2 separate regions of the Homo sapiens genome follow, and region 1 is linked to region 2. A link is a loop called in an ENCODE intact Hi-C map of the cell type or tissue named here. Cell type or tissue: gastrocnemius medialis. All regions are shown on one strand. Each heading gives the region's core, and the rest is flanking DNA. Links, peaks and the distances in the headings are about the cores only.

Region 1 (16,158 bases), core at 4,377-12,376, 120 kb after region 2:
GTCTCCCAAGTAGCTGGGATTACAGGTGCCCACCACACGCCTGGCTAATTTGTTGTAGTTTTGTAGAGACGGGGTTTCACCATGTTGGCCAGGCTGGTCTCGAACTCCTGACCTCAAGTAATCTGCCCACATTCAATAAATATGTGGGTCTGTAAATGATCAAGCAGGACAGACTTTGAGATTGGGTCACATTATGTCATTTCACAGAAGACACTGAATTCTGTGGGGAAGTGGCCTTCCCAGGGTCCCCCCGTGCAGTACAGGCTGGCTCTGGGCCCAGGGCTCTTTCCACAAACCATGTTAAGACTCAGTTGTCATCAGGCTATATCCAGGGACACCCACCCAAGCATAGATTGGGAAGGAACCAAGGTCTGGTGTGAGTGTGTGTGTGTGTGTGTGTGTGTGTGTGTACAGCGAGACCCCAAAGCTGGCATGGGAAGTGGGGGCATTGCACACAGCTTTGGGAACTGCCCACCCTTCCTCTCCTCTTGCAGCAGGCCTGGGACCATAGAGAGTCAGACGCACCCCCTTATGAGTCATTTCACCTCGGGTGGTTTCTTTCACCTCTCTGAGTGTCAGACTTCTTAACTATTTGAATGCAGCTTTTATTCCTAAACCCTCGAGTTGAGGCTGGGATTAAATGAGATGTTGCATGGGTAGAGACCGCATGTCCTTCCCACAGCCCACATCTGCTCAGCATGTAGAGAACCACTGCTTATTTTTCCAAGGCTGCCCTTCGGTTGCATTTCCATTTTCCCTGGGAGACACGCCAGTAGCTGAGAGACCAAGATTCCCTCAGCTGACTCTCCTTCTGATGTGACCCCCTGTCACCTGGCTCTGCTGTCCCTTCTAGAGTCAGAGAAAAAAAATGTAAAAAGAAGGAAAACAGCAGGAGCCCTTTCATACCCTGCATGCCACCCAAGACTCCTGGAGGCCTGGAGAAGTGAAGCCAGTTGTCCAAGGTCGCACAGGCATTTGGTGGAGGAAGAATCTAAATCCCTGGACCCCTAGTCCAGTGCTTCCTTCCACAGCCCAGCAGCCTCCTCCGCCTCCAGGACTATTTCCCCCACTCTAGGAGGCAGGGCTCCTATGGCTGGGGAGGAATGGCGGCGAGAACGGTGTGAGGGAGAGCCAAATTATCGGGAACTCACAGCTGCCTCGCCTCCCGCATGGCTGGGAGCTGCAGTCCCGGGGAGAGCAGCCAGCTGGAAGACTTGAGGATGATAAATGGATCAGGGTGCCAGGGCTCCCAGGACAGAGTGAACTCCTCTGTCTGGTCAGAATCACCCGAGCAGGAAAGCATGAAATGGCGCCATTAGGTGAAGGCTGCAGCTGCCCGGAGAGGGAGGCTGGGGGTGGGGAGAGATGCCTGCTCCCAGCCTGCTGGGCCACAGGTCAAGGTCTGAAGAGGTAGGGGTCTGGGAGGCCCCAACAAGGGAGAAGACACACAAGGGAAGGGACTGAGGAAGGGTCTCTCAGGCTTGGCCTGCATCAAGACCCCCTGGGGAATTTGTTAAAATGCAGACCCTCTGCCATTGCACCCTGTCTCCCAGAGCCTAACTCAGAAAACTCAGTGGACTGGAATGTGCCCAGGGATCTGCATTGTAACAACATCCCCATTTCCTCTGATGCAGGTGATCTGGGCACCACACTTTGAAAAAATGAGGTTCTAAGTAATTCAGAAAGACTTGCCAGAGAGGTCAAAGTCCAAGCCCGGTTGCTGGAAGTAAAATAAGCCTCAAAGGCACTGCAGACCTGGAGGGCATCAGAGCAGGGCAGGCAGGAGGACATTGGTGGCAACAACAGGTTCAATCACCATAGCTCTGTTTGATGAGCGCACAGATGTTCTCATCTAACCCACCTGGGAAGAGGGCACAATTACCAGCATCATTTCAAAGGCAAGGCAAATTCTGCTCAGACAGGTAGTAAGTGACCTGCCCAAGGTCACACAGTTGATCAGAGTAAAGATCCGGGTCTAAATTTGACTGAGGCCAGGTCTCCTGCTCAGGAGCAAGGTAGGGGGCCCAGTCCTCAGGGAAAGCTCAGGAAGGGGGAGTCTCCAATAGTGGGAAATGATGCTGGAGAAGCAGGGGTAGACCAGAAACAAGGTCACTAAACAGAATCCACGCAGGAATTCCCTTCTCTCCCTGGTCCACTGGCCGCTGTCCTTCTGTCTGCCCAGGATGGCCACTTGGCCCCTGTGACAGTGTCAGTCCCAAGCACTCAGGCCTCTGCAAGTGGCCCCAGGGCTGGGAGCAATGGGTCCAGGAGGAACCATGCTTGGCATGCATGTCCCTGCACAGACCCTAAAACATGCTGGGGTCTTGGAGTACTAGTTAACTGCCTCTGGCCCCCTTTGCTAGGGAGAACAGCCACACTTGGCCTGGGGTGAGTTAGGAGTTGGGGAGCAGGTGACAACCTGGTTGGCTTATCCTTTATCTTATCCTTTTTTTTTTTCTATCATGTAGAGAGCTGTCAGGGCAGAAAGCAGGACTTCAGGTGAGTATCAAAAAGAATGCTCTCAACAGAGAGCCTAGGGATACGCCGGGATGGGGAGTGCAGGGGGAAGGGGCCACCATCTCTCCCCCTGTTATAAGCCCTCTTATAACAAGCAGAAACAACATGTCTAGAGGCTCTCTCTTTCCTTAACTCCAAATGCCCAGATATGCTCAGAGCTCAGCCACAGTTCTTGTACCTAAACTAAAGGGAGACTTGATTGACAATCAAGTTGAGTAGGAGGGAAGGGGAGCTAGGCTGGAGGAGGAAGGTGGGGTGAGACGACCTCGCACACTCACACTCACACTCTCAGTAGTTCTGGGATGTTCTGCTTTGAGGGTCTTCACTCAGCCCATGGTCAGCCTACATGGGAGAATCACAGAAGGCCCAGATGCCCTGGAGCTTTGCTCTGTGTGGGTGAACAGGGAATGATCTCCAAGGGAGATAGTGGAAGAATCGGTGTGCAGGGGAGTGAGCATGATACCTGTGTAAAAGGGTAGGGGAGAAGTATATGTATGCTTGTATGCTTCTATATTCACAGCACGGCTCTGGAAAGGTGCATAAGGAATTGATGACATTAGTTGTAGTTGCTTCTGGGGAGCGGAGTTGGGAAAGGAGGAGCTGGAAAATATTTCACTGGGTATCTTTCTGTATCTTTAAATTTTTGAACCCCACGAAAATCTGCCTGTCTCTTCCACCCTCTGGTACTTCAGAACCCTGGAGCTGGATCCTCAGCCTTGCAAAGGAGAAAACAAATGAGGGGGGTTTGTGTGTTTTTAAATTTATTTTATTTTTTACAGACAGCGTCTCACTCTGTTGCTCAGGCTGGAATACAGGGCCGTGATCATAGCTCACTGCAGCCTTCAAACTCCTGGGCCCAAGCAATCCTCCCACCTCAGCCTCCCAAGGAGCTAGGACCACACACATGCGCCACCATGCCTGGCTAGTTTTAAAGTTTTTCATAGAGACAGGGTACCACTATGTTGCTCAGGCTGGTCTTGAACTCCTGGCCTCATGAACTCCTTGAACTCCTGGCGATCTTGCTGCCTTGACCTCCCAAAGTGCTGGGATTATAGGCATGAGCCACTGCGCCCAGCCAAAAGAGAGAACAAATGAGTGGGTTTGTGTAGCTCACCCAGAAATCGCCTGACCTGCTCCAGGTGGGAGGCATGCTGCAGGAAGAATGCCACCAGGACCTGCCCCCCTCACCCTCAGAGGACCCCTAGGCTCTCACCTTGCCTCTCTTCTTCCCTACAAAAAGTCAGGAGACTGGAAGCCCTGCTGTCTCCTCTAGCAGGCTTCTGGGATTCCCTTGGTGTGCCCCCAAATGAGACTGCCTCCAAAATGGGATCCTGATGCCACATCAAAGATGAGTAAGTTCAATCCTCACCCTCACCAAAAGCATATATGTGTGTGTGTGCACACATGTACATACACTCACCATCAACTGCCACCCCAAACCAATTAAATATGATCTGGGGACTAGGCACTTCTGTGGATTATCCCACTCAGTACTAGCCTTGATTAATGCAGATAATGGAGAGCTGACTGGATACAGCTTACAGTATTTAATCTTTCCCGGCATTGTATTTGCAGAAGCCAAAGTAATGAGATGGAAATAGGTTAACCAGCAAGACACCTGTCACCGAAGCTCACAGGCTAGAAAGATCAATACTTAAGGAGAAATATATGTCTTTATGTTTTGCACCAATGCTTCAGTCCAACATTTGGTCCTAGGAGGCTGAGGATAAAGTTTTAATGAATTAATTTTCTAGCTCATTCTGAAAATAAGTTACCCATTTCTTTGAGTTCCTTGTGTACCGAGGCCTGATGAGCCTTCTTGGTCAGTGCATGCACACCTCCACTTTGGAGCGAGGTTGTCATTCCGCACACGTAGAAGCAGAGTCTGTTCTTGACTGGCCCTGGGGAAGCTAACAACTCCCAGGTTCCTGAGAGTTGGAACGTCCTTCTAGTGTCTAACTTCAATCTCTCCTGCTGCAGCAACACTCATTTTCCTTCTCTTGATCTCGCTGAGATCAGCAATTCCAGGCCACCTGATGGGCGCCTCAGAATCCAATGGCTGAGGATTGAGCCCTTCCTGCACCAATCTTGGGCTGGCCTGTTAGCCTCCCTGCGCTTGTGCAGCTGTGTGTGGGGGTTAAGCATCCCTGCCCTGCCTGCCTTAAGGACAGCTTCCATGATCAAAGGTGAAGTTTCCTGAGTGAGGCTCTGTAAACCTGCAGCACCTCACACCTGCCTCGGATTATTTATTTCTCTCTGAACCTAGACCCCAGGCATGGATACCCTTAAATCACAGGCAAATATTAATAAAACCCAGCCTGTGAGGGCTGAGGGACTCTTACAGACAACGCAGTCCACAGCCTCTTTTCGAAAACAAAGAAACTGAGGCCCCAAAGGGAGGTGGCTTACCTCCATCACACAAACAACACCGCTAAATGGTGGCAGCCCTGCCTGAGTTGTCAACTCCTGGATTCCAGGCCTTTGTCGCCCCTCAGGCCACCCCACCAAGCCCTGGCTCCATTTGATCCTTGGCTAACTCTTGTAGGGTGCAGGGATAGTAGCAGTGGTGAGGGGGCAGAGGGATGCCCCCGCCAGGCAAGCCCCTCAGCACACCCTCCGCTCTGCCACCCCAGCCAGGATCACAACTTGAAACAGGACAGAGAAGCCCGCCATCCCCATGGGAGAGGAGCTGGAGTCCAGGCTCCCTGGAGAGGGAGTTAATACTGCAGCACGGCGCACTCTAGCCAAGACGGAGAAGCTGCTGAGTCACAGTCCAGCCGCCTGGCCAGCCCTGAGCTGCCTGCTGGGGCCCCCAGCTGCTCCCAGCCCAGGGGGCTGCCTCTGGCCCCCAGACAGGCTGCCTTCCCACCTCCTTCTCCAGAGACTCAGAATCTTGGGCCTCCAGGGTTCCCCACTCCCCAGCACCCCACAACATCTCCCAAACCCACAGGCAGCTGTCCTGGGGCGGAGGAGAGGGTCTTCCATTGGTTGGGTGTCAAGATGCTTGGGAGCAGGCCGGGAAGGGTGGGCGACCCGGAATGAGTGATTGAGTGGGGACAGATGGAGGCTTGGGGACCAGCGGGCCCTGGGCTGCCTGGTGTAGGATACGGAAAGTGTGTAGGGGGGGTGCACCCGTGGGCCCCAGGAGGTCTGTTGTGCGCATGCTCTGAGTGTGAGGGAGGACGGGTAGGACTGTGGGGGTCTGCCCTGGTCGTGCTCCCAAGAGAGGCACTGCTTTCTGCAGAGTGCGTGGGCAACTGCCAGCTGGGGGAGCGCTCACCAGGGGAAAGGGGAGCTCTCTGTGGCTTAGCAGTGATTAACCCACACAATCAATGGATCCTCCAGCCACAGTGTGAGCAGCTCTGCCTCATGTGAGGCACACAGCACCTTCCAGCACAGTCCCGATATCTTTCATGCCAGATGCACATCTTCAATTTCAGCTACAAACTGTTACAAATTGATGCATTTTCTTTCTGACTAAATGTTACAAGGTTTGAACACACTAGCTCTGCCGATCACCGCCCCTCTAAGGGATGGGTTTAGAGGTTTGGCACGAAAGCAAAAGCCTTTTAATAGGAGTGCGTGAGTGTGGTGGTGTGTGTGTGATGTGAGTGTGCATATGTGGCGTGTGCATGTATGTGGTGGGTAGGGGTATATGTGGTGGTATGTATGTGTAGGATGTGTGTGCTGTATGTGTAGTGTGTGTGATGTGGGCGCTAGGGTGTGGGGGACAGTGGGGTGTGTATATATGGTGTGTGTGTGATGTAGGGGGTGGTGTGGGTTAGGGGTGGAGGCTCTAGTGGGGTGTCAGGGGGTATGTGGGTAGTGGGTAGTGGCATATGTGTGGTGTGTACGTATGTGTGGTATGGGGGTATAGTGAGTTTGTGTGGGATGTGTGTGTAATACGTGTATGTGTTGTGGTCTGTTGTGTGTAGTGAGGTGTGTGTGGTGTATAGTAAGGTGTGTATGGTGTGTGTCTGTGTGGTGTGTAGTAGAGTGTGGATGTGTGTGGTGTGTGTGGTGTTTAGTAGTGTGTGTGGTGTGTGATGTGTGTGGTATCTGTGTGGTGTGTGTGGTGTCATAGAGTGTGTGTATGGCATGTAGCACAGTGTCTGGTGTGTAGTAGTGTGTGTGTGGTGTTTAGTAGTGTGTGTTGCGTGTAGTAGGGTGTGTGTGTGGTATGTAGTAGGGTGTGTGTGGCATGTAGTAGGGTGTGTGGTGTGTGTGTGGTGTGTGGTGTGTGTGTGGTGTGTATGGCATGTAGCATGGTGTGTGTGTGTGGTGTCTGGTCTGTAGTAGGGTGTGTGTGGTGTGTAGTAGGGTGTGTGGTGTGTGTGTGATGTGTGCCTGTGTGGTATGTGGCGTGTAGTAGGGTGTGTGGTGTGTGTCTGTGTGGTGTGTTTGTGTAGTGTGTGTGGTGTCTGTGTGTGGCATGTGTGGTGTGTGTAGTGTGGTGTGTGTCTTTGTGGTGTGGCATGTAGTAGGTTGTGTGTGTGGTGTGTGTGGTGTCTAGTAGGGTGTGTGGTGTGTAGTAGGGTGTGTGTGTGGTTTGTGTGTGGTATGTGTGTGGTGTGTGTGGTATGTGTGTCGTGTGTGTGGCGTGTAATAGGGTGTGTGGTGTGTCTGTGTGGTGTGTGTGTCGTGTGTGTGGCATGTAGTAGGGTGTGTGTGTGATGTTTGTGGTGTGTGCTGTGTCTGTGTGGTGTGTGTGTGGTGTGTGTGGCATGTAGTAGGGTGTGTGTGTGATGTTTGTGGTGTGTGCTGTGTCTGTGTGGTGTGTGTGTGGTGTGTGTGGCATGTAGTAGGGTGTGTGTGTGATGTTTGTGGTGTGTGGTGTGTGTGTGTAGTGTGTGTGGTGTGTAGTAGGGTGTGTGTGTGGCGTGGACTGGGAGTGTAAGGGGAGGGGGTGTTGCCAGTGTGCGGGGAGGGGGAAGGGGGCAGGGGCAGGAGCCCGGGCTGGGTGGCAGGTGCCCCCGTTCAAGCTGCAGGAGAGTAGCTGGAGAGACCGCGGCCTCCTCCCCAGCCCACTTCTTCCCTGCGGCCCGTTGAGGAGACCTAGCGGTGCCCCCTGCTGTCCGTCCAGGAGGCTGCCGCCTGCCTCCAGCCCCATCTCCACCCAAGCCAGGCCCACGCCCTCCGCACACAGCCGCACCCCCGCCAGGCTCCCTCCCAGGCCCCCAGTCAACGCTCACACCCTGGAAAGGAGGAGGTGGGCAACCGGTGGGAGGCCGGAGGCAGAAGGAGGCTCCATTAACTCAGTAATGGAGCAGAACATCAGCACTGTGGCATCTGCTAGCCGGCAGCACCGGGGAGGGGGTCCTGTCTCCATCTCTCAGGCCCAGCTGAAATGGGTGACAGCAGCCAGTGCAAGAACATAGCAGAGAATGCCAGAAAGGCTGTGTATGTGTATGTGTGTGCACGTGAACGCCATGTGTATGAACACCATGTATGAATGTATAAACATGCATGAACCAGCACTGTGAACACATATGCAAACATTGTGTGCAGGTGCATTACACTGCCATATGTAGAAATGTGAGAAGCTCCAGGGAAGGGAACGCTGGGGGTCTCGGGCCACACCACTTGTCCAGGAAGCTGGGGTGATAGCTACAGGCCCTGTACGTGGGTAATGGGAGGGGGTGGACTACGATGCGGGTCACCTTACAGCCTCGGGGTTGGAAGAGACCACAGGGTCACCAGCCCCCACCCTCCCTCTGCAGTGGCATCTCTTGCCAGACCCTCTGTCTCCAAAGGTGGCAAGAGGGCTGGGACCTGAAAGAGGCATCAAGAGACCTGGTTTCTCTTCACTTCTTTCCATCCTTTGGAAAGTGGCTTTGCATCTCCCAAGACAGCCTCTCAGCTTTTTTTTTTTTTTTTTTTTTTTTTTTTGAGACAGGGTCTCACTCTGTCACCCAGGCTGGAGAGCAGTGGCACAATCACAGCTCACTGCAGCCTCGACCCCCACGAGTAGCTGGGACTACAGGCGTACCACCATGCCCGGCTCTTTTTTGTAGAGAAGGGGTCTCACTATGTTGCCCAGGATGGTCTCAAACTCCTGGGCTCAAGCAATTCACCTGCCTCAGCCTCCCAAAGTCCTGAGATTACAGGCCTGAGCCACCGCATGCAGCCTAGATAGCCTCTCAGCTTTTAGAACCCAGCCTTCCGAGATGCTTGGAGAGTTCTACCTCTGAAGGCAAGCGGCAGAAAGGGTGGTGGGGTCATGAGAGAACGTGGGCTTTAGAACAGCCAGGGCTGCTTTCCAACCTGACACTTAGCAGCTCTGCAGCCCTGGGAGATGAGTTCATTTCCCTGGGATCATTTCTTAGCTACAAACCGAGGATCAGGTGCCTGTCTCACAGGGATGTTATGAGGATTGAAGAGGCCACATGTGCTGGCACAAAGTGGACCCTAAATACTCATTTCCTTTCCTCAGTTCTCCTCTCAGCGGGGCTAGGCTGAGTCCATGCTGACCACGAACTCAAGGACAGACCTTGTGTTACCCACAACGAGGGGTGCAGTGCTCGCCAAGTCAGGGACTCTGAGCCAGTCCAGGCTCTGTCCAGGAGGGCAAGGGTTGCTGCAGAGGTTGTGCGGCTGGGGAGCCTAAGGCCCAGAATTCTCTTCCCTGGCTCTGTGTGTTCCTCTTGCAGAGACTGCGTCACTTCTTCCTGGTGTCAAAGGTACTTGTATAAGCAGCTCAGCTCCCAGGGGACCACTAGGGCTGTGAGGTGGGAACGTGCCTTGTTTACGACTGCATTTCCTGCCAGCTCCCAGAGGAGCAGCCTGATTGCTGAGCCTGATAGCAGGAAATGGAGGAGGTGGGGGATCTCACCAGGAACTGCCCCCCAACTCTGGCAACCTCCGTCCCATCAAGCTCCCTGCTAAAGGAGAGAAGAGAAACCCCAAAGCCAAAAGAGGCACCCTGTCTAGGTCAGACCGTGACACCCAGGGCCTGAGTGGTCATGGGTGGGGTGTGGACGGGCAGGCGCACTGCCTTGCAGTGCTCCACTATAGGTAGGCAGGCCCATGGCTCCCCATGGGGAAAGGAGATCCAGTGCAGCTCAGGTTCTCTGGAGAGTAATGCGCAAAGGAAGGGCATGAAGACCACTTCCCTGGTTAATGAGGGTTTGACCAGGAGTTGTCTGCCTTACCCAAACTTGAAAATAACCCCTAGCATGTTTAATTGCTTAAAAATCCACTCTTTCATCTGATCTTCACTTTCGTTTCCTCCAAATCCTATGTCAGGCTCCATGCTAAGTGCTGGGAATACAAGATGAATAAAACCCAACCCCATCCTGAAGCAGCTCACAGGGAGACGACAGAGCTCAGGCCTTTGGGAGGTGCAGCAGATGTGGTTCTGCCCCTTGACAGAGGAGACAACTAAGGCTCTGAGATCAGCTTGCCCAGGGCCTCCCAGTGCACTTGAACCCTGACTTCCCAGCACCCAGCCCAGGGCTCTTTCCTTCCCAACAAAGAGCCCCAGGGAGCTCCTCAAGCACACTGGGAAGGTGGGTCTAACGGGAAGATCACAAAGGCACCGGGCTCAGAGGTGGGTGCCGGGGGCAGGGAGGGAGACCTCCACTGTGCCCACTCCGTGCCAGCGGCATATTTCATTTCATCCGGGCCTTGTGAGGTGGGGACTGTGATTCCCATTTTGTAATTGAGGAAACTGGGCCTCAGGGGGAGCGAAACAGGTCACTCGCTCAAGCACCCTTCCCCAGAGGATGGAAAGAGCTGTACTCCCAGGTAGCAGAGCAGCTCGCTTTGGGCCACACCAGGACCTGGGAGAGGTCATGAGATGTCTGGGGAGCCCAGCCTGCTCTCAGTGGGAGCTGGGAGCCAGCATCCCAGGCAGGGAGCCAGCCAAAGAAGGTGCAGTCTGGTCCTCCCGTTTCCAAGAGCGCCTCCATCCTTCCAGGTGCTGGCCAGGCCCCAGGGACAGAGACGTGCCCATCACTCTTCAGACAGAGATGCCCATTATCACCAACACCTATGACAGCTCATGGTCTCCAGAAACTAAAGTGGAGCATGCAAGTCCCGGGGGCACAATTAGGTGCTCCAAAGAAGCCAGCTCTCTCCTGCCTGACCGGGGGCCGGGACAGACATGGGAGATAGGGGCCAGGAGGGATGAACCATGGCCTCAAAACACCCATGGGCTGGAGGAGGGGAGCAGTGAGGGGGAGAATTCCAAATTGGAAAGCCTCAACTTGGAATTCTATGTGGATCCAAACCTAGAAGACAGCTCCGCTGAGGAAGAGGAGCCAAGTGAAACACCAGGTGCTGCCAAGTGGGGTGAATGAGCACCTGGGCTCTGGGCAGACTGACCTGGACTGGAGTCTCGGCTCTTTTAGCCATGGGAACTTGAACAGGTTGCTTAACCTCTCTGGGCCTCAGCACTCCGTCTGCAAAATGGGAATGATAATGGAAGCTGCTGCGCAGGGCTGCGAGGCTTAGGAGCACTGTATGTAAAGCATGGTATTATGGCCATGGCCGGTTCCTGAGCCAGGCTGGGCACGGGCCTGTCAGAAGCACACAGGGATGGCTCCAGTGGAGAGGTGGGGCAGCCTCTCTGCTAACTCCCTATTAAGGACCAGGTTAAGCCAATACCCTTTTTTTAAATTATTATTTTCTGAGATAATTCAGGCCTCTCTTAATAAATGGTCCTCCTTCTACCCATGCCTTTAGCTCCAGCCCAGATGGCCTTCTTGATGCCCACCTCTGGGCCAAGGCCTCTCTTGAGCCATTGCACTATCCCTGGCTTCTTTCCTGCCCCTGTGTCCAGATACTGCCAAGGCTTTCCCCCTCCTCCAGCCCACCTTCCCCAATACTCAGGCCTCTCAGCAGCCATGGCTTCTCCAACAGTGGCTGCTAAGTCTCTATTTTGGTTGCTCAAGCTTTCAAGTTCTCATTTGTGGGTATCAAGTTCTCATTTGTGGGTATCTGACCACATCCTCCTCTCAGAAGTCAGCAGAGTCTAGCTGTTCTTCCTCTAGCTGCCACTCCCATCCTATAGATGACAACACTGGGATGTGAAGAGGTGAGGTTGCCCAGACTCCCCAAGGGTGTCCCAGCCAAAACCTATCCCTAGTGTGGTGGCTCACACCTGTAATCCCGGCACTTTGGGAGGTTGAGGCCAGCCTGGGCAGCACAGTGAAACCCCATCTCTACAAAAAATTTTAAAATTAGCCAGGCATGGTAGTGCATGCCTGTCGTCCCAGCTACTCAGGAGGCTGAGGTGGGAGAATCACTGGAGCCCAGGAGTTTGACATTAGGTAAGACCTAGCCATGCCAGCGGACCAGCCAAGCGGCCATACCCAGCAGGCAGCTGGTGGGGGGGGGGGGGTGGTACGGCAGGTGTGTTGCTCAGAAGTGACTCTGGAAGTCACTAGCACAAAAGGATAATCCACTGGGGAGAGTGTGGGCATAAGAAGAAATCCAGAGATGGGCTTCTAGAAATATCAGCATTTGGAGGATTTGTAGAGAAAGAAGAAAGCCAGGGAGATTGAGAAATGACCAGGAATGGGAGGAAAGCTCCGAAGAACAGAAAATGACTCCATGGCAATAGAGCAGTTACACTGGAGGGGCAGGCAGGGGCTGGGAGGGGACAGGGATCCTTCTGGGGAATTTCTTTGGTGATTACACTGGTGCATATATCCATAAGTTGTGCACTTTGCTGAATCTAAGTTATAACTACATCAAAAAGAAAAACGAATGTGCAGAGCAGAAAGAGCTGGGGGCTGACCCCTGGCTCCCACACACTCTGGCTTGACCAGGTGCTGGAGGACACATGGGGAGAGGGAACACAGACCCCAATAGAGCGCCGTGCATCCCATCGCCAACCGGCTTTCCCATGATGCACAGGCGCTTCTGCTGAGAACCACAGGGCAAAGGCACCTAGAACCAGGGAGCCACTGAGGAAAGGCTTCCTGGAAGAGCAGCAGGGAGCCAAGGTTTAGGAGGAGATGGGGTGGGCTTGGAAGAGGCTGGCCACTTTCCAGGCAAGAGACGTCCACCTGGGTGGGTGTCTGACAAACCACAGACCATGATGGGACCCCTCACAGCCACCACCCTGGAAAGTGCAGTGATGACAGCTGACTTGGGAAGGTGATGACACAGCCGAACACACCCCTGGCTCCAGAGACGCCATCATCTGGGACCCTCTCCTCAGAGCCTGACCTAGGGCAGGAGAGCCTCCCTGGTCCAGGACACCAGAGGCCTCAAGGTTTTCCCTCACAGGAGCGGAAGCATCTTTCCACACCCCGGGCCCCAGGAAACATTTGAGAATGGGCCGTTGCCCTGCCTAGCAGTACACAGGGCTCTGGCCTCCCTGCTCTGGGCCAGAGGAGAGGTGGAATGGAAGTGGGCAGAGGACTGTCCCCTTCATATGACCACTGGTGACAAACACTGTGTCCTGCAGAACACAGCCCAGGATGAAGCACCTCCACCCACACACACGGCATTCGGCAGCTGCAGGGCCCAGCCCTGCACCATTTCTGAAGGTCCACACATAGCACATATCACAGCCGAGGAAACTGACAGCCAGAGAGAGGAAGGGACTTGTCCAAAGTGGCAGAGTAAGGAGCCTGCCTCCCAATCCAGTGCTCTTCCAAGCTGGCAAAATCCTGAGCCTCGGAGAGGCTTAATGAGCTGCCTGCCTACCAAAGCCAGCATGGGTGAGCATCTGTGGCTCTCTGGAACCGCAGGGAGTTCCAGTTCACCCTACAGATGACCCCTGCTTGGAGCTGTGACTATAAATGGAATACCTGGGGTGGCTCCTATCAGACCCTGACTCCCTGGAGCTGGCAACAGAGAACCGGCATGTAATGGTCCCCGTAAACACAGCTAGCCTGCATCAGGGTTTCTAATGTTCTGCTGCAGGTTCACTTTGCACTTGAGAAACAGGAACGACTTAAGTTTTTTTCTAGCAGCTTCTTGGCTCTTCCCAGCGGCCCCTCCCCCAAGCAAAGTCCCCTGAGAGGAAAAAAATCACACCACATCTTTGTGGATCAGCGGTGCCTCTGCCCCCACCCAAGACACCAGGCATGGTTCCTCATGAAGAGTGACTTGCGGCTCCTTCACAGCACCGAGGGCTGGAGCCAGAAGATGGATGAACCCACTGCGGGGGTCTCCTCTCTTCATGTGGGAGAATAGATTTAGGCTCAAAATGAAGGAGGGTTTTTGCACAGTCAGCACCACCCATTGATGAGTTCATGGTCCCAGGAGGTAATGAGGGCTCCATCATTGGGAGCATTCAAGCTGAGGTTAGCCCACTATTGGGAGGGGTGTTATAGACAGGACTCAGGTAAGGGGACACAGCGCTGACCTAGATGAAATTTGAGGTCTCCCTTCCAACCCTGAGAGCCTCTAAATCTCTGACATCTCCATCCCAGCCCTTGCTGCTGATTGGCCTCATTCGCCAGGCCCTGCTGGTTCGCCAGGCAGTTTGTCCTCAAGGAGAAGTAGCTGCCAATTATGTGAGGACCACAAGAGCTTCCTTTATGACACTGCCACTCTGCAGGAAGGGGCTGAGGTGGGGTAAGAGGGGAGAAACAAGACAGAAGGTGGCACCAGAGAAGGAGCCAGCTCCCCAGGGCCTGGAATCTGCAGTGTTGCCACCACTAGATAATTTGTGGGGCACATTGCTGTGGGGGTCTCAGGAAGCCAAGTCTGGGCCCAGAAGGGAAATAGCCCAGTTCTGGCCTCCTGACTGGGGTGGGGGACTGTCAAGGGAAAAATAAGCCCAACCTAGCTCTCTGAGGCTCATTAGAGAAAAAGGTAAATGTTGAAGACGTGTCATGGCAGGCAGCTCATTAAGCCCACGGAGCTTAAAAATAGTGAGACACGCAGATATTGGGGGATGGGGAGCTGGGGATGAGACTCCGGCTCATCACACTACAGGCAAGAACAGCAAACCTGGGAGAAACTGACTCTATAACCAGTGGAAGAAAGGCTGCGTAGCCATCGCCGGATCTCTAGGTAAGCTTGGCGCACAGGCCTGCTGGAAATGTCAGACCCTGTTCTGTCGATGAGAAGACTAAGCCCAGAGGAGGGTGTTCCCAGGCATTACCCAACAGGCTCGACTCTTCTCCAAGCAGGGGAAAAGAGAAGACACAGAGACACAGACCTGCCCCGGAGGAATCCAGAGCCCACCTGCCCAGAGAGGCTCCTCCTGATTTCCCTGGCTCTGGGCACCCCCTTAAAAGCCCTTTATGCCATCTTTCCTTTCAGTCAAATGATGCAGGATTTGGGACCAGACAGCCTTTGCTCAAATCCTTCCACTGTTACCTACCAGCTTGGTGGCCTTGGAGAAGTTATTTCCCTGTTCTGGATGTGCTTCCTCTTCTATAAACTAGAGACGCTACAAATTCCCACCACAGAGGGGTAAATGCACCATCCTGTATGTTATGTGTTTGGCACAGGACCTGGGATGCAGGAGGCACTCTGACCGGTGGCATCCAGGAAGTAAGGAATATGGACTAAAGGGAGGGCCAAGGAAAAGTTTACAGGATGTGGCTGTGCAGTTGGAAGATGCAGACGCGCCTCGCTTGGTGCTGCCAGGTTAGATTTGCAGAATGCAGTGAATGCTCTTGCTGACAAAGGATGGGGAAAAGTGAACTGGGGAATCATGACCTAGGGGAAGCCACTAGCTCAAATACTGATCCCTATTTAAGTCACCAAAATATGCTGGGCACCCACTGGGTGCCCAGCTCTTTCCCATAAGTGATCCCAAACCAGGAGCTAGGCCAAGCCTCCAAAGACGGCTGGGTAGTTCATTGGAATGAGGGCTGCAGTGACTCCAGAGGAGCAGGACTCAAGAGAAGGAGAGCCAGGGAAGACTGAGGGGATGTGTAGGTGAGGTGGCTTTTTTCTGGCTGAGAGAATAGAAGGTCTCCAGCCCACACCAAGGGCTCCATAATGGAAGGGAGGCCTAGGGTGGGTCCTCCCCTCTCCCCATCTTCATCCCACTCAGCCCCTACCTGGCCTTTAACACACTGGGTGGGAGAAGTGTTGCTGAGCACAGCAGTGACCTGAGGCCCTGGGCACCCATCCCAGCTTAGCTCCCTAGGGGGCTCCAGTTGCTGAGGAAGAACATAGAACTTATATAGGATGGGAGAGCTGGAAGGAAACTTAGGATCAATTGTTACAGCCTCTAACTGAATGGTGAGAGGCCAGTGAGAGAGCCAGAGCTAGAATCCAGGGCCCTTTCCATGATATTGCACCTCCCATCTCAGCCCTGTCTCTTATGAAATGCCATATTGAAGCTTTATGTATTGGGGAAATTTAACTGAGGCTCAAAGGGACACAAATTCCCTAAAGCCACATGGTGAGTCAGACAGCGAAATGCAAGGTTTCTGGTCCTTTCCCAGCATCCAACAAACATTTCTTGGGCACCTACTACAGTCAGGCTGGGAGCACTTTCAGACATTCTCTCACTTAAATCTCACATGTGGGAGCAAGGTGGTGGAAGAGCAAAGGGCCAGAGGCCAGGGTCCAAATCCTGGCTCTCTTAGCTGAGTCTCCTTGGACAAATCCCTTGATGTCCCTCAAATGATGCCTCCATTTCTTCACTTTATAATAAGGGGATTCATAATAGTACCTACCTTGTAGAGTATTGTGATAATTAAAGGAGACTATCCATAT
Region 2 (16,158 bases), core at 5,185-13,184:
GAGGGGCTTCATTTTGGGATTTGATAACTATTAGGTCTTTTTGGGAATATTCCTGATCAATCAAGAGTTATTCCATGGTTAGTGTGAAACAGCCCTGATCTTGTGATATTTTCCCAGGGTGTCACCCTAACAGACCTTCAAGAAGCAGAAAGGACATTCAGCCGGTCGAGGGCAGAGAGGCAAGCTCAGGAGCAGCCTCGTGAGAAGCCCACAGACACTGAAGGGCTTGAGGGGAGCCCTGAGAAGCATGAGCCCTCAGCAGTTCCAGCAACAGAAGCTGGGGAGGGCCAGCAGCCCTGGGGCAGGAGTCTGGATGAAGAGGTGAGCTCATTTTTGCTGGCATGTACTGTGCTAAAAGCAGGGTAATTAGTTTGGGGAGTATCTTCTTCACTGGTAGTTCAAAGGCTGTGTTCTACCTTGCAATGGACAACTCACTCAGTATGGCTGTCTTTAGTTTGCAAACCTGTGTGACAAAAATTTAGAGGATGTTGGTCCTTAAATGACCATTTTTTTCTTCTGAGAGTTCACTGATGCTTTTGAATAAATGTCCTTCTAGTCTAAAAGGAGAGGTCATAGTATAACAAAATGCAAATAAAAATATAAGCATATATTGAGTGTTTACTTTACTCAATACATGCTTACTTTATGCCAGGCACTATTTTAAGTACTTCTTGTGTATTAATGCATTTAATCCTCATAACAACTCTCTGAGGTAAATATTACTATTTCTATTTTATATATGAGGAAATTGAATCACAGAGGTTAAGGAATTTGCCCATTTCACATAGCCAAGAAGTGGTTAAGCCAGAGTTTGAACATAGGCAGTCTGACTCCACAGCTTGCTCTCTTAACTACTAGTGTATTGTTTTTCAAACTCTTATAAACCTAAGGGGCTTACAAAGCACTCTTGAGTGTCACTGTTGGGAGGGACGTTTTGATTTATGTTTCATTTCTCTAGTGGAGTTGGTAGTAAAAGGTATAAGTTTATATTTAGGGTGAACATAACTCCTGGTTTACCTAAGATGGTTCCAATTACAACTGTTGTCTTTGTGTAATTATCATTACCCCTCCTTTGCACTCTCAAAAGTGTCCCAGTTTGGACTGATAAATGTTATGGTCACTGTGGTTATAGAAGAAAGGTATCTCCTTCTTGCTTTGACTCTGAATGGCTAGATTCTATAAACTGAAGTTCTATTTTGTATTTTGTTTTATAAGCTACTATTTATTGAGTACCTATTACCAGGTATTCTTCTAAGCACCTAACACACATTTTCTTAATTTAATCCTCATAATCCTCTCTGAAGAAGGTGTTATCTCTGTTTTATAGATGAGGAATTTATGGCCCAGAGAAGCTAAGTAACTTATTCAAGGTCACAGCTAGTAATGCTGAAGCTAGAATTTGAACAAAGATCTTTCTGACTCCAAATTTACTACATTTTATTGTATATGTCTTTATAAATCACAAAAATGTGTACAATCTCTATGTCATAAATTTAATGTGTAGTAAGGATTTATCTATCTCTGAGTCTTCCATAAACCAAGTTAAGGCTTATTGTTAGGCTCTATCTGTCCTAATTCTCAGGTTTAAAAAAAAAAAAAAAAAAGACCACAATAGACCAGAATTGCTTGAACCCAGGAGGCAGAGGTTGCAGTGAGCCAAGATCGCAGCACTGCACTCCAGCCTGGGCAACAGAGCAAGACTCCGTCTCAAAAAAAAAAAGAAAAGAAAAGAAAAGAAAACAACAACAACAAAACAAAACTACAAAAAGGAAAATGGGAACTTTAGAAAGTTTCAGTAAGCCTGGTTATGGCAAGGTGGTAGAGTATTCAGAACTCGGTAGGATACTCACATTTATTCTCTGTTCTCAGGTAATCCCTACATTCTGCTTCTTCATGCTCCTGATCTTTTTGTTTCCCTACATAAACCTTGCCTTTCAGCCCTCCATCTTAAAAAGGCCATCATTCTTATTTTCATTCCAAGATCAAAGGAATTTTTTTTACATGGTTAATGCTATCTAGTACCCTTTGGTTAATTGATGAATAATTTGCTTGAACTGCTCTCAACATGATGGGATTCTCAGAGTAGGAGTCTAGCAGCTGTGTTTTTTTTTTTTTTGTCTAATTAACTAACTTTAGCTTAGTTCATTTATTGAGTGCCTATTACCAGGTACTCAATATTGATCATCATCTACTCATAAGCCCCTTAATATAGAAAAAAACATTTTGTATAAACCTGCTGTCCTTACTCTTTAGATGGACTTGATTTCTAATATCTCATATTGTGGATTATTTCCAGCCTATCTGTCATCGCCTGAGGTGCCCAGCTCAGCCAGACAAACCCACCACGCCAGCATCTCCTTCTACGTCAAGACCCTCACTCTACACCAGTTCCCACCTGCTATGGACAAATAGATTTTCAGTCCCTGATTCTGAGAGTTCAGAGACTACCACAAACACTACAACTGCAAAGGAAATGGACAAAAATGGTATGTAGAACTTCAAAAGACACAGGCCCCTCCACAGTGCACATCCCCAGATTCTTAAAGTTCATACTTTATTTTATCTCTGGCCAGAGAATGAAGAAGCAGATTTGGATGAGCAGTCCTCTAAGAGGCTGTCCATCCGAGAGAGGAGGCGGCCCAAGGAACGACGAAGAGGCACAGGCATCAATTTCTGGACAAAGGATGTAAGTGGATTGGTCTGTGCTGAGGCATATCATATTACTCTTGGTCACCATTCTTTCAGTTGAGTTTAAAAGAAAGAGTCCCGCATGGTGCCATGAATCTTGCAGTTTCTCAGGAAGTATTACTGAGGAAAAGAGAAGAAAGACCTAACTAGTGTGGGACTCATTTGGTATGTTCCTGCTAGATTCCCAGTATCTAGTACAGTGCTAAGCACATGGTAGGCACTCAGTAAATAATTGGCAAAGAATTAAAAAACTGGAAATATACAACAGCCATATAAACAAATATAACAAGTGAATAAGCTTGTCGAGTTTTAGTAGTCCTTCCTAATATTCCCTGAATGTCATGTAGTGAGTCAACAATATCTTAATGCCACATATGAGCAGAGATTCTAACTAAATATTGTAGGAGTACTACAGGAAGTTCAAGGAACTTAAAACCTCTAAGTAATACAAGTTCACTTAGTTTTACTGTTTTAGAGAAAAAGTGGAACAAATAACATAAAATAGATGAACTTTGGCTTTAAAATAAAGACAGATATGCCAATGTTTACTAACTACAAATACACAATCAGTAGTTCCATTCATCCTCTTCCATATCTTGTTCTGTAGCCTTCTCATTCAACCTTGTTATTGGCATTTTAAAGAACAAGTGGCCAATAACTTGGACAAGACGACCCTGCCTACCAATGACTCCTTTGAAAATTGGACACACTTTATTCAGTGAGACAAGAAATGAGACAGTAGTAGTCATTCATTATAAATTATTTTTTAGATAAAAATATTTCATTGTTTTAGGGCTAAATTGACTGATAAGTATTGACAAAGATGAAATTAAGTCTGTCTGTCTTGTCTGTCTGTCTTAAAGATATCCCTTTTCCAACTGTGGTTGATTTGACTTTTTAGACTACAGGTGACATTTCTAAGTTGCCTGCCTGTGATGGCTGTGAAAAGTAGCAGTAACAGAGCATCACTTGGAAGTCAATTCTCATTGCCCATGTTTGAAATGCCAAGATGCATAATTGATGGGATCTGACCTTGTTGCTTTCAAGGATGTCTGTGACAATGAGCCTCTTGATTTTCTTCCCTTTTCTTTTTTAGGAGGATGAAACTGATGGCTCTGAAGAGGTCAAAGAAACGTGGGTAAGTGACAAGCCAGTGAAGCATGTCTCTTGAGAGCACAGTCTTGCTCTTGTATGTAATTTTAGTAGAAGAAAGGGCAAGACTTAATGCAGATTTTAGTTGAGAAGGAGTTTGGAGATAGACATTCCTCTAAGAGATGGGGCAGGTGTTAGTTTGTGGTACTATTTTCTCATGTGGTGTAACAGTGCCTGTGCTCTTGAAGCAGTTTCCTACATTTTTCTGTGCCTACTGCCAGTCTTTCACACTGTTATAGGATCCATCATTTTCTCTCTTGTATGTTATTGGATTATATGAAGTACTTTGAAATCTTTGAATGAAAAGTGAAGAGTGATACCAGTTCCTTTTTGGATCCGCACTAATAGAGAGGGACATAAATGTGGAGAATGTAAAACATCAGACAGTCCCCAAGTCATTTATATTTGACTTTGAGATAAGATTAAACATCTGGCATCTTACATAACTCTGCCCTTTTAAGGCCTGACATCCAACTCTTCCCTGCAGTGAAAGGCCTAAGTTCAGCTTTTCTGAAGATACTCCAGGCTCCTGTAAGCCACTCAGACATGATTGGTGGTGGTTTTCTTTTTAGTACTGTTTTCCAAGAAGGAAGGAATTTGGTTCTGACTAAATTAATTGAAATACATGTGCTTTTCTATTGAAATTATGTAAAAAGATGACCTTTTGTATCCTACAACTTATTGGAAGTATGTTTTCAGAGTATATTTAATAACCTGTACTGAAAATTAACATCTAACTCATCTTTAGCAGAGAAGATATAAATAATATATTGTCATTGATCTGCCTATATTTTTGTCTAGATCCAAAACAGACAATAGTAGCCTTCTAGAAAGTAGTGCCTTTAATGACTAACGGTGACATAGGTGAGAATTGCCTGCCCTTGGTTGAAGCTGGGGCTACTTCATAAAGGCAAGCTATGTGGTGTGGAAATAGTATATAGAGGTTCCTTGGGGCACGAGTGTGTGCCTGTGTGTATGTGTATGAATTATAGCAACTCTTAGTTTCTTCAAGGGGCTTGGAAAGGCTTTTGGAGATAGGAAGAGTGAATATAGGAAAGTTCCTTTGGGGAATTATAACTCAAAGCATATATAACTCAGGAAATATAACTCAGAGGATCTGAGTTATAGATTATAGAGTACTGAAATGGAACATTATCCATACAGAATTACATAGGCCATTTAAATCCAGGGAATTGCAAAAGGGAAGGCTTTGTTGTCATAAGAATGTCTTTTGCCAGTGAAAATTCTATTCTCTACTTTTCTAAACTTCTTGGCACTGGAAAATCCTAGCCTAGAGGGTACCAAGTAAGGAAAATTAAGATGATCTTGATGCAGTACTTCCTAGGGAATTTTACTTTAGGACTGTTGACTTGAAAGTATGAAGAAAAGCAGAGACTGTTGCAGTTTGATGTGAAAGGCATTTGTCAGACTAAAAAATACTCCACACATCCAATTGCATAAGGCATCTACTAGTGTTTACCATGTGTCAGGAAAACAACAATGTGAATCAAAAAGAATAAACAGCCCATTATCTGTGGACTGGTACATTTGAATTTATGCAGATAAGCTAAGGTTGCTATAAGAAATATATTCCAAGTGCCAATCTCCAGCCTCGCTAATAGTGCAGGAAGAAAGGCCGATAATGAATCAGCATAGGGTGAGGCATCCTTTTTGTAAAAGTCTTATATTTGCTTGTTTCATTTCTTTCAGTTAAATTCTTAACTGTTTTTCTCCCTTGAGCACTCTCTCCTAATGCTAGCAGGCATGATGCCATTATCTATATGGGCCTACAGAGCCACATGCCTGGTCATGGCCTAGTGTAAATTCCTACATTTCTATTTCAAGACAATCAGTAGTATCTTATGACCACCTCTCTACCCCAGCTCCATTTTCATCCTTCAGGCAGTACAGTTGACTCAGCTCTGCAACAACAAATGAGCCAGTTAAAGCGGAGGGCATTCCATTGAAATGGTGCTGTTAGCTAATCAGCATGGATACAGTTGAGAAGCCCAGGGCAGCTCTTTCCTTTCTTGGTTTTTAGTTCAATAAAACTATATCTGCTATTGAGGTCATGCTGGCTTCCTTCTCTTACCTAGTCCACTCCTTGAGAATTATAATATCTATTATTTTTAAAGTTATCTCTTCCCAAGACTCTAATATCTTGGCTTTTTTTTAACTGAAATATAATTTACAATTAATGCACAGATTTTAAATATACTGTTTGCTGGGTTTTGACACTTGTATGTACCAGTATAACCACTACCCAAATCAAGATATAGAACTTTTCCATCACCTTAAAACGTTTCATCATTAACGCTCAAGAATAAGTGATACTAATCTATGGTGATAGAAATCAGAAGAGTGGTTGCCTCTCAGGACAGAGAATTGAATGGAAAAGATAGAAATCAACCAGCAGTAATATTTAATTTTTTTTTTGAGACAGGGTCTTGCTCTTTCGCCCAGGTTGGAGTGCAGTGATGTAGTCATGGCTCACTGCGGCCTCAACCTCCCAGGCTCAAGTGATCCTACTACCTCAGTGTCCCAAGTAGCTGGGAGTACAGGCACAAGCCACCACACCCAGCTAATTTTTGGAGTTTTTCTAGAGATGGGGTTTCACCACGTTGCCCAGGCTGGTCTCGAACTCCTGGGCTCAAACAGTCCTCCTGCCTTGGCCTCCCAAAATGTTGAGATTATAGGCATGAGCCACAATGCCCAGCCAATAATATTTAATTTTAATGGTAGAAAGGAAGCTTCAACGGTTATTATCTTTATCTTATGCCTCCAGTCAGAGTTAGACCTAAATGATTCAAAATATCTATGGTTTTTCCCCCCTTCTTAAAGATTTCAAAAGAAGATTGTTTAATACTTCACTTGTATAGCAGTGACAACAACGTGGTTTAAGACCTTTCTGTTGTTTAAACTAAATCTCTATTGAGGTCATTGAAGTTCATTTCCTTTTTTATATACCAAGAAAAATGTAACCAACATTTATATACAGGTAAGATTTATGGCCAGGAATGGCCATAATGTTTGCTATCAATAGAATATTTGGTCAGAGAAATGCAAATCAAAACCACAATGAAATAGATCATCTGACCTGTTAGAATGGCTGTTATCAAAAAGACAAAAAATAACAAAACCTGGTGAGGATATAGAGAAAAAGAAACTCTTAATACGCTATTGGTGGGAATATAAATTAGTGTAGCCATTATGGAAAACAGTATGGAGGTTCCTCAAAAACTAAAAATTGAACTACCATATGATTCAGCAGTCCCACCACTTGGTATTTATCCAGAGGAAAGAAAAACAGTGTATCAAAGAGATGACGCTCCCTGGTGGTCTAGTGGTTAGGATTTGGTGCTCTCGCTGTCTCTCTCTCTTGCTCTCTCTCTCTCTCTCTCTCTCTCTCACTCTCACTGTCTCTCTGTCTTTCAAAGAGATATCTGCACCCCTATGTTTATTGCAGCACTATTCACAATAGCTAGGATATGGAATCAACTTAAATGTCCATTAACAGATGAACAGATAAATTAAATGTGGTATATGTACATAGTGGAATACTATTTAGCCATAAAGAAAAATGAAATTATGTCATTCACAGCAACATGAATGATCCTGGAAGCCATTATGTTAGGTGAAATAAGTCAGTCACAGAAAAATAAATACCTCATGTTCTCTCTCATATGTAGGATCTTAAAAAGTTGAGCTCATAGAAGTAGAGAGTAGGACTGTGGTTACTGGAGTCTGGAAAAGGGAGATAGTCAGAGGTTGGTTAACAGATATAAAATTACAGGTAGGGGGAATAAGTTCTAGTGTTCTATAGCACTAAAGGGTGAATATAGTTAATGATAATTTATTGTATATTTTCAAATAGCTAGAAAAGAGGATTTTGAATGTTCCTAACATAAATTATTTTTGATGCTAGATATGCTGATTACCTTGATTTGATCATTACATATTGCATATATGTATTGAAATATCACTTCATACCACATAAATACGTACTATTATAATGCATCAATTTAAAATTTTTAAAAAGAGAGTATGTGATAGACTAGTCATGCATTGCTATGCTGGGGACAGCAAGGAACATGCTTAGAAGGCTGGGGACCCTACTTAAGCCCAACATAGTGCATAGTTTTAGTCTGAACCCATCTCCACTGGTAAATCCATGAACCAGTGAAACTAACAATGAATATGTAAAATTGACATCTTAGCACCTCCTTGACAGATGTGTTTAAAAACAATTCTGTTTTGTTTATCCACGTTAGGTATATGACAGTCTCTGAGAATCTTAATAGATCCTTTGTCTTTCTGAATGAAAAATAATCTGCATCTTAATTTGAGGAATAGGGTTATTCTAATTATATCTGAAAATGCTTTTATATTCAGCAGTGTGTTTGCTGTTTTCTTTACTATAGTAGTAATCACATAGAATGTTTGCCCTGGAGGGAACAAGCATAGGTACGCCACAGAAGATAATGACCATTTGGATATTTCTATCTTTTTTTACCTGCATCTTTGGCCTGGATTCCATTTTCTTTACATTGAGTTTTATCTATTGCTTTCTTACTGTTTTCCCTGTTTGCTCTGGAGCTGTTTTCCAAGCCAATCCTGTTGTATAATTGAATTTATCACTAGAGGGCACAAGTGGTCAACAGAAAAGATATTGGTGAGCAGGCAGAATGGTGCCCTAAAGCTGAGCAGAAGACAAATTGCCTTTGTTTTTAAGGAATTGTTGAAGGACCGGGTTCAATGTAGTAAAGGTACTTGCCTCCCAACTTTTGGTATCATAGGATTGGAAGAGAATCTAGAGATATCTTGGATTAGGAACCAATTTTATGGTTAAGAAGACTGAGGCTCAGAGAAATTAAGAATTATTTGGGCATGACATCTCTGCTAGGTGAGCAACCTGTACCTTTTTTCAGGGAACCTCTTTGTTTGACTGTAGTGAAGCAAACCTGAAATTAGGACTTACATCCTTTTCTATTCCTTATTCATCCATTTGGTTTTTTTACTCAGCAGGTTACATGTTCGAATTGACTTGCTAGTAGCATCTCACCTCCTTGAGTGAAGGAACGTCTTCTTGAAGGACAACTTAAAAGCCTACTCAGAGTATCAAGATTCAGTGGGTAGAGCATCAGCATTCTTCTGCTGTCCTTGACATAGGTGGGTAGTTATGTATGTCAGGAAGTAAGACTTTTCATACTTTTCTTTTCCCCTAGAATCTCTATTGCTTTTAGATAAATCAGGTGGCACTCAATCTGAACAAAATCACTGAAACCTTACCCTCAAAGTTAGCAATGTAGCTGTCCCCATCCAGAATGCAATCAGTAGGTCTGGATTACTAGTCATCCCTCAAAACTGATTGGTAAAGGAGATAGTGTTAAAGAGTTACTAAATTATAGATATCAAGGTACCTGCCTTAGATAACTGGGGGTATGCTCGTGGAGAGATCTGTTGGTAAAAGTCTTCTAAAAGAGTTAAGCTATTAAATGCAAGGTTTTCAAACTACATGAAAGAACACAATTGGAATTTGCTAGCAGAGCTGAGTTTTGAACTTTAACAGAAAATAAATGCCATAGAAATAAATAGAAATATACCAGAAGCCACTAAATGCATTTTCCATTTTGTCCTGCCTTCACTTTTGTAAGCATCTTAATTCAACAAGTGCTTTTAAGCGCCGATTATGATCAAGCACTTTTCTAGATTCTGGGGATGCAACAATGAACAAACAGCCCTGCTCTTACGGAATTTACATTCTAGTGGGGGAGACAGACAAAATAAATATATAAAGTAAATACTATGTTAAAAGGTGATACGTGCTATGGAAAAACCATATAGAGTAGGCTAAGGAGGAATCAGAAGTGCCAACATGGAAGGAGGTTGACATTATAAGTAGGGTGGTCAGGATAGGCCTTACTGAGAAAATATGATTTAAGCCTAGTCTTAAAGGAAGCAAGGTGGGAAACTATGTGGATATGTAGGGGTAGAGTGTTATGGACAGAGGGAATAGCAATTGCAAAGACCCTAAGATAGGTGTCTGGCATGCTTGAGGACAGGTTAAAAAAAATCAATGTGGCTACAGTGGAATGTGCAAGCAGGCCAAATGGCATCGACTGATAAGTTATTATAAGAACTTTGGCTTTTGTAGTTTTGAGCACAAGAGTGACATGATTATATTTATATTTTAAAGGATTACTGCCTGCTATTTTAGAGAATGTACTCTGGGAGGACATTGGTGGAAGCAGGGACATCAGTTAGGAGGCCATTATAATACAGTAATCCAGGAGAAAACTGACGGTGGTTTGTACCAGGATAATAGCAGGCAGTAAAGATGCTGAGAAGTTGTCATATTCAGGATATATTTTGAAGTTAGAACCAATGAGATTTGCTGTTTTCTTGGATATCAGGTGAGAAAACAGAAGGTCAAGGTTGACACTAAGACTTTTTAGCTAAGGCAACTAAAAGCATGGAATTTTATTAATTGAGATGGAGAATACTACAGGAAGAATACAGAATACATTTGGTGGGGGAAAAGTAGACATTTGGTTTTGGTTTTAGAATTGTTAAATCTAATAGGTCTGATTGACATATTTCTACATGGAAATGTCAAGAGGACAGTTAGATGTAGGAATCTGCAATTCAGGTTTAAGGGCCAAGCTGGAACTACATCTTGGATATCAGTAAACCTAAAGATTGGATTTTAAAACCATGAGATTGAATGTGACCACGAAGAGAATGAATGTAGACAGAGAAGAGGCCGAAAGAGCCCTGGAGCACTCCGAAATTCAAATTGAGGAGAAGGGGAAGAATCAGCAAAGGAAACTGAGCAATCCTGGTACCTGACCCTGAGAATATGGATGCAGTTTCCCCCTTTTTCCAAAACGAAATCAAACAAAACACATGGAACAATAGGCAGTTTTATCATTGTTCTTATTTTACCTTTTTTTTTTTTTCAAGGGCTATTTCCCATGAAATCTGCTCAGTCTGTTTATAAATGGACCATGCAATGGTATAGGAGACCTGGACATTCCAGGGCATCTTCTGGTGTCTTTTGAGCTAGAAATTGCTTCCTTTCTGCAACCTTGTCTAGAGGCCTTTGAAGTCCAGGGATGTCATAAGACTCTTCTTACTACATCAGAGGGATTCTATTAATTACCATGTCTGCAAATGATCTGTTAACTTACCTCTTGGTCTCCTTTGCCAAATTTTCTTCAGCTCTATTACATCTTTGAATAAATGTCACTTCAATTTCAGTTAAGAAGACTCTTGAGGCCGGCCGTAGTGGCTCACGCGTGTAATCCCAGCACTTTAGGAGGCCGAGGCAGATGGACCACTTGAGGTCAGGAGTTCGAGACCAGCCTGGTCAACAGTGAAACCCCATCTCTACTAAAAATACAAAAATTAGCTGGGTGTGATGACGCCCACCTGTAATCCCAGCTACTCGGGAGGCTGAGGCATGAGAATCGCTTGAACCCGGGAGGCGGAGGTGGCAGTGAGCCAAGATCGCACCACTGCACATCAGTCTGGGCAACAGAGCGAGACCCTGTCCCCCCCAAAAAAAGAAGACTCTTGGAAAAACTTTTATTAGAAATAAAACAACACCTAAAAGTTGTTACTGTATATTAAAATTTGATTTCTCTGGGGTGGCTAGAATGACAGTTACAGACTAAATTTAAAGCTAAAAAATACTTTAAAGGTCACCTAGTTAACACTGTCATTTTAAAGTTAACAGCTGAGGCCCAGGAGATTAAGTACCTTGCTAGTGTCACATAGTTGTAGTCCTAGTGCACAGCTGTTGCACTACCTTCCAAATTTGTATCTTTATATCTGTTATATCTCTTATATCATATTACATACTGTTATGACAAATAATATAGCATAATAGTTAAGAGGACACACCCAGGAGCTAGACTCCCTGCATTTAACCCCAGCTTAACCATTTAACTACTTTGGATAGGTTATTTAACCTTTGTATGCCTCAGTTTCCTCATCTGTAAAGTAGGGATAATAATAGTCTACCTCTTAGAGTTGTGAAATGAAAATGAGCTAATACATTTAAATAGAGATGATTACAATCCATTTAAATTATTTTCCAAATCTACAAGTTCCTACATCTGGATGAGAGTAAGGCTTTCGGAATACTTTTATTGGCCTTAGGATCACATGATTTTGAAGTTATTAATTTATCCTTAAAGAATGGATTATTTGGAGAGTCACAGAAGTAGCCCCAAATCTTCTATAACTCCAACATGTGTTCTGACACATAACTGAAGAATTTTGAGGAATAAGGTTTAAAGGAGATTGCTGAAGTAGGGGGAAAGAAATGAGTAGAAAGGAAAGGAACAAGAACTAAATGTTTCAAATTGTGTTTGGAACCTGTTAAGCATCTGATCAAGTCAAGTCCCTGCAGCTTCTCTGTCAAGCAAGCAGGCTTTCATTTTTATGCCTAAATAACCCATCCCATTTATGCTTCTTTGCCAGTGCTTCCAACAGTCCTAGTTTCAGAGATCTTTACTATTTTTTCCCACCTTCTTCCTTTGAGTAAATAGCAGCCCTTTTTCTCCAATTTTTCACAGCGTTGCTTCTGGCTATTTGCTGGATCCTTTCTCTCGAGCAGAATTTTTTAATCTTGTGAAACCACTTTATCTGCTGGAGGGTATCCAGCAACTTTCTGTCCACTCTCCACCACCAGTCAGTATTTTTGCCATTCTCCTTTTAGGTAAAATCCTAAGTCTGTTTTGTTTTCCTCTCTCTCTGGGGCTCGATTGCCTAATATGGTAAGGTATTTCCCAGACAAGATTGCGCTGTGGAGTTAGAACAACAGTTTGTCTAAGTTTAAAGACATGGTAGGTGAGCTATCTAATAGTTATTTATGTAGTAAAGTAATATTTTTTTTTGCAGTATATTACATAACAACCAAAATCTATTTTTTAAGCAAGCCTCTGTTGCTTTTAACAGACTTAAAGAGATAATAAAATATAGATTTTTCTCCTCTTAACCTGTTTAGGCAGATTTTTTTTTTTAAAAGGGAAAGATAGCTCGTCCCCAGAATGAAAGGGTTTTGAAAAGTCTGAGAAATTTGATAACATGATAATGTTCATAAGGATATAAAAGTAAGGGTAAACTTGATAAGCAATGGCTGTTATAAACAGTCCTGTGGTAGCCAGCCTCTGGGAATTGGCAGGCATTCCACGTGTAGAAAAGCAAGCTGTCCTGGATTTCTGCAATTGATGACGATGCGCAGTCCCAGGGAAAAAGATAGAGACTGAGAAATGGCAGCCAACCAACTCTGTATGTGGGAAGCTGCCTGTTATCCAGCATGCACTGAGGAATCTTCTCTAGTGGTTGACTCCACATTGGCCTCGAAGGATCTTTCCTCTCACTGTACATTTGCTCTTGCTTTGCAACTATAGTTTCTTAAAATACTGCAGATGCTGTGATTTTCTATATATGGGTTGTGTCTTGCTGTAGCCCAAGCTGTATAAACCATCTTAAGAACAAAGTTTCTTTTGGCATCTTCCTTTTATGGACTCTATTAATTTTAGGTCGTGCTGTTGCCCAGGAAATCTCAGTAATCAAAGCTCACATGTATTCCTTTGAGACCCTGTAATTTTTGGACCTAGTGTCCCATTACATCAGTGAATTCTGCTTTAATCATAAATCTTTTTTAAGATAGAATAAATTGATCTTTGAGGTATCTGTTTGGACTTCTCTCATGCATCTCATCCAAAGATGTGAAAGGTTTATCCAGCTACTAAGGATAGTATAGTTAACTTCTTGACCTTTTCTTTTTTTGATTTCTTCTTCTGCCTCCAATTGCTTTCAAGATATTAGTTTGTGTTAGTGACTTGTGACCTTATGTCTTTTTATTATAGGAACAGAGATGAGCTTAAAACTCTGCTGGAGCTTTTTAAAAAAAATGTTTATAAAAGATAGTAAATTTCATTAAAGAAAATTCATGAAGTATAGAAAAATATAAAGTGGTAGCTCTCAAAAGCAGCAGGAGAATTGCTAAAGGAGTTTGTAAAAATTCATAGGGCTACTTTCAGGGAATACAGCGATGGGGGATGTTCTGCATGCATTAAGTGGAAAGGGTGAGAGATGCTAGATATCCTAAAATGCCCCATATCAAACAAGTATCCTGAAGCTTGCTTGACTTTTGACTGTCTCCCTTGACAGTCATAGATGAAAACCTATCAGTTATCTGAGTCTAAAACCAAACTTGATTTTATGTTTAAGCTCATTTTTGAGGGGCAGTGGGGAGGAAGACAGTTCTAAAAATTCAACCACCATGTAAATGAGGAGAAACTGCTCTTAGTTTTATTTATCCCTGACAGCAATGCCACTTACATAATGCGTACATCATGCTACACGTTCTGTAGATCTGCATTTAACCTCTGCCTTCATGGTAACTATATGATGCATCCAAATCTCTGACTGCTTCTTTATGCCTTCTACTTTACTGGCCCAAGCATTAACACATTAAAATACATATTTTATTATAAAGTGCTTTGCTCTTTATTTCTTCTTCATATTCTGTTATTTTTAAAATGATTTTAGTTTTATATCAGTGATTTTTATTTCAGGATAGTAAGGGGGTGTTAAAAATATTTGTTATGAAAAGGGATTGTTTCAGCTATGAAAGCTAAGAAAAAATTGTCCATAACCATCCATAACTATACTTTTCAGAAGAAATTATTAACATTCTAGTGAATTTCCTGCTGGTATTTTTCCAAAGTTTTTCTTTTTAAAAAACGTATTCAAAACCAACTAATGACATTCTTTAGAAAAGGATCATTGTCAACTTGAGCATTCCTGGGACACCATCATTACTATGATGACAATTTTATAAGGTTGTCTTCAAAGCACTTGGGTTCAACTCTTTTATCAAAGTAGTCCTATGATGGCGTTGATCATAGACAGCCCCAGGAATAATTGTTTCTCTTTCAGTTGGAGTCTAAGAGTTACCTCGGTTACAGAAGTATTCATTTCTCCTGTTGATAGCATGGCTGGAGAGCCTTAACCATGGCTTAGGCTTAGCTAATGTTAGAGTTCTAGCCCCATGATTGAGGTAGAAAGCTTGATGTGGGATTTGAAGTCCTTTTTCAGCAAATGGAATGTTTATAGATTTGCCCCAGCAGGAATGTTGAGCTTAAGGCACTAACAGACGTTACCTTTAGAAGTGTTATTTTGGTAGAATCTCAAAGGTAGGATAGTAGGACTACCTATCCCAAGCTGTAAAGCTTCCTGTATAAAGCTTGTAAAAATGTAAAGATGAATGGCCACCACCTCCCAATTTTAACTTTTCTCCATACTGTCTCAGTCTTCAGTAAAGCAAGTTCAAGGATCAGATAGCAGCCATTTAGTGACATGAATCTCTTCGTAGAGAAACCATAGTTTTGTAACCTAGTATGATCCTTTAAGGTACATAAATGTTCACACAGATGTGCCTTCATAGAATATGTACTTTTAAGAAACTCTTAACTTTTTTATAGTTTAAATTTTTAAAAATGTTTTATTACAACCTGAACTCTTACACCTTAAACTATGTCAGTATTATTGGCTACCAAGAGGAAAGCAGGGAAGTTTTAAAAATCCATTGGCAAATTAATACCTAGCATAATACATAATACAAGTACTTATTATGGTCTTGGAGCTTATAGCTCTTGTTATGTTTCTGAAAAATTTTTTCAGGAAACAGAAGCATTTTAAAGGCAAACAACATGTTTGAGTATTATGTCACCAAATAAAACATTGTATACTTTAAGATGGCATTTTAGGAGTTGGAGGACTTTCAAAAGTGATATGCCAAATGGGCGAAACATGGGGCTGTTTATGGTGACTGAATGCTGTATTTCTCATTTCTCGAAATGTCTGGTATAGCTACTACTTGCTGGCTGTTGTGAAGAGTCAACACTCTGCCTTTCTGAGGCTGATAGGGAAAGCAGATGTTTATACCTATTCTCCGGCAGAACATGTTGGTGGTGGGACAGTGGTAGCAGCCTCACTTCATCTTTGGCACGTGATGCTCTAGGTCCGCAAACTTTTTATGAAAAGGGCCTGATAGTAAATATTTTCCACTTTACTGGCCACGTAATCTGTTGCAATGACTGAACTCCACTGTTGTAATGGGAAAGCAGCCACAGACAATATGTAACTAAATGGGAGTGACTATGTTCCAATAAAACTTTATTTACAAAAGCAGGCCGGTGGACTGGATTTGGCCTGCAGGCCACGCTGCAGTTTGCTGGCCTCTGCTCTAGGTTACTGATAGAAAAAGTATTTGCTAATGTCAACATAACTCCAAATGTC

Evidence for each region. Hi-C counts contacts between places; a loop is a spot of excess contacts. Peaks named below come from ENCODE experiments on the same cell type or tissue, not always from the same donor. Only the 100,000 strongest peaks of a DNase experiment are listed, where the experiment ranks them.
Region 1: it touches region 2 in a loop (4-fold over the local background); 13 of 110 quality-filtered maps call a loop at or near these places.

Annotation. Positions count from the first base shown.
Region 1 is chr1:202,618,021-202,634,178 of GRCh38, forward strand. All of the region lies in intron 1 of SYT2 (synaptotagmin 2), which reads right to left. Among named protein-coding and RNA genes, the nearest start is that of SYT2, 84 kb to the right of the region's middle. RefSeq lists an enhancer at 4,694-5,318 and a silencer at 7,429-7,508. In gastrocnemius medialis, for the core only: a CTCF peak has its summit at 7,593 (motif pointing left); DNase peaks (open chromatin) are centred at 5,261, 7,571 and 9,147; H3K4me3 peaks cover 324 bases; H3K27ac peaks cover 2,274 bases.
Region 2 is chr1:202,492,997-202,509,154 of GRCh38, forward strand. It overlaps PPP1R12B (protein phosphatase 1 regulatory subunit 12B), which reads left to right. Exons shown (of 24, transcript NM_002481.4): 15 at 118-321; 16 at 2,297-2,486; 17 at 2,574-2,686; 18 at 3,785-3,826. Among named protein-coding and RNA genes, the nearest start is that of PPP1R12B, 150 kb to the left of the region's middle. RefSeq lists an enhancer at 15,965-16,158. In gastrocnemius medialis, for the core only: a CTCF peak has its summit at 8,496 (motif pointing right); a DNase peak (open chromatin) is centred at 13,045; H3K27ac peaks cover 2,810 bases.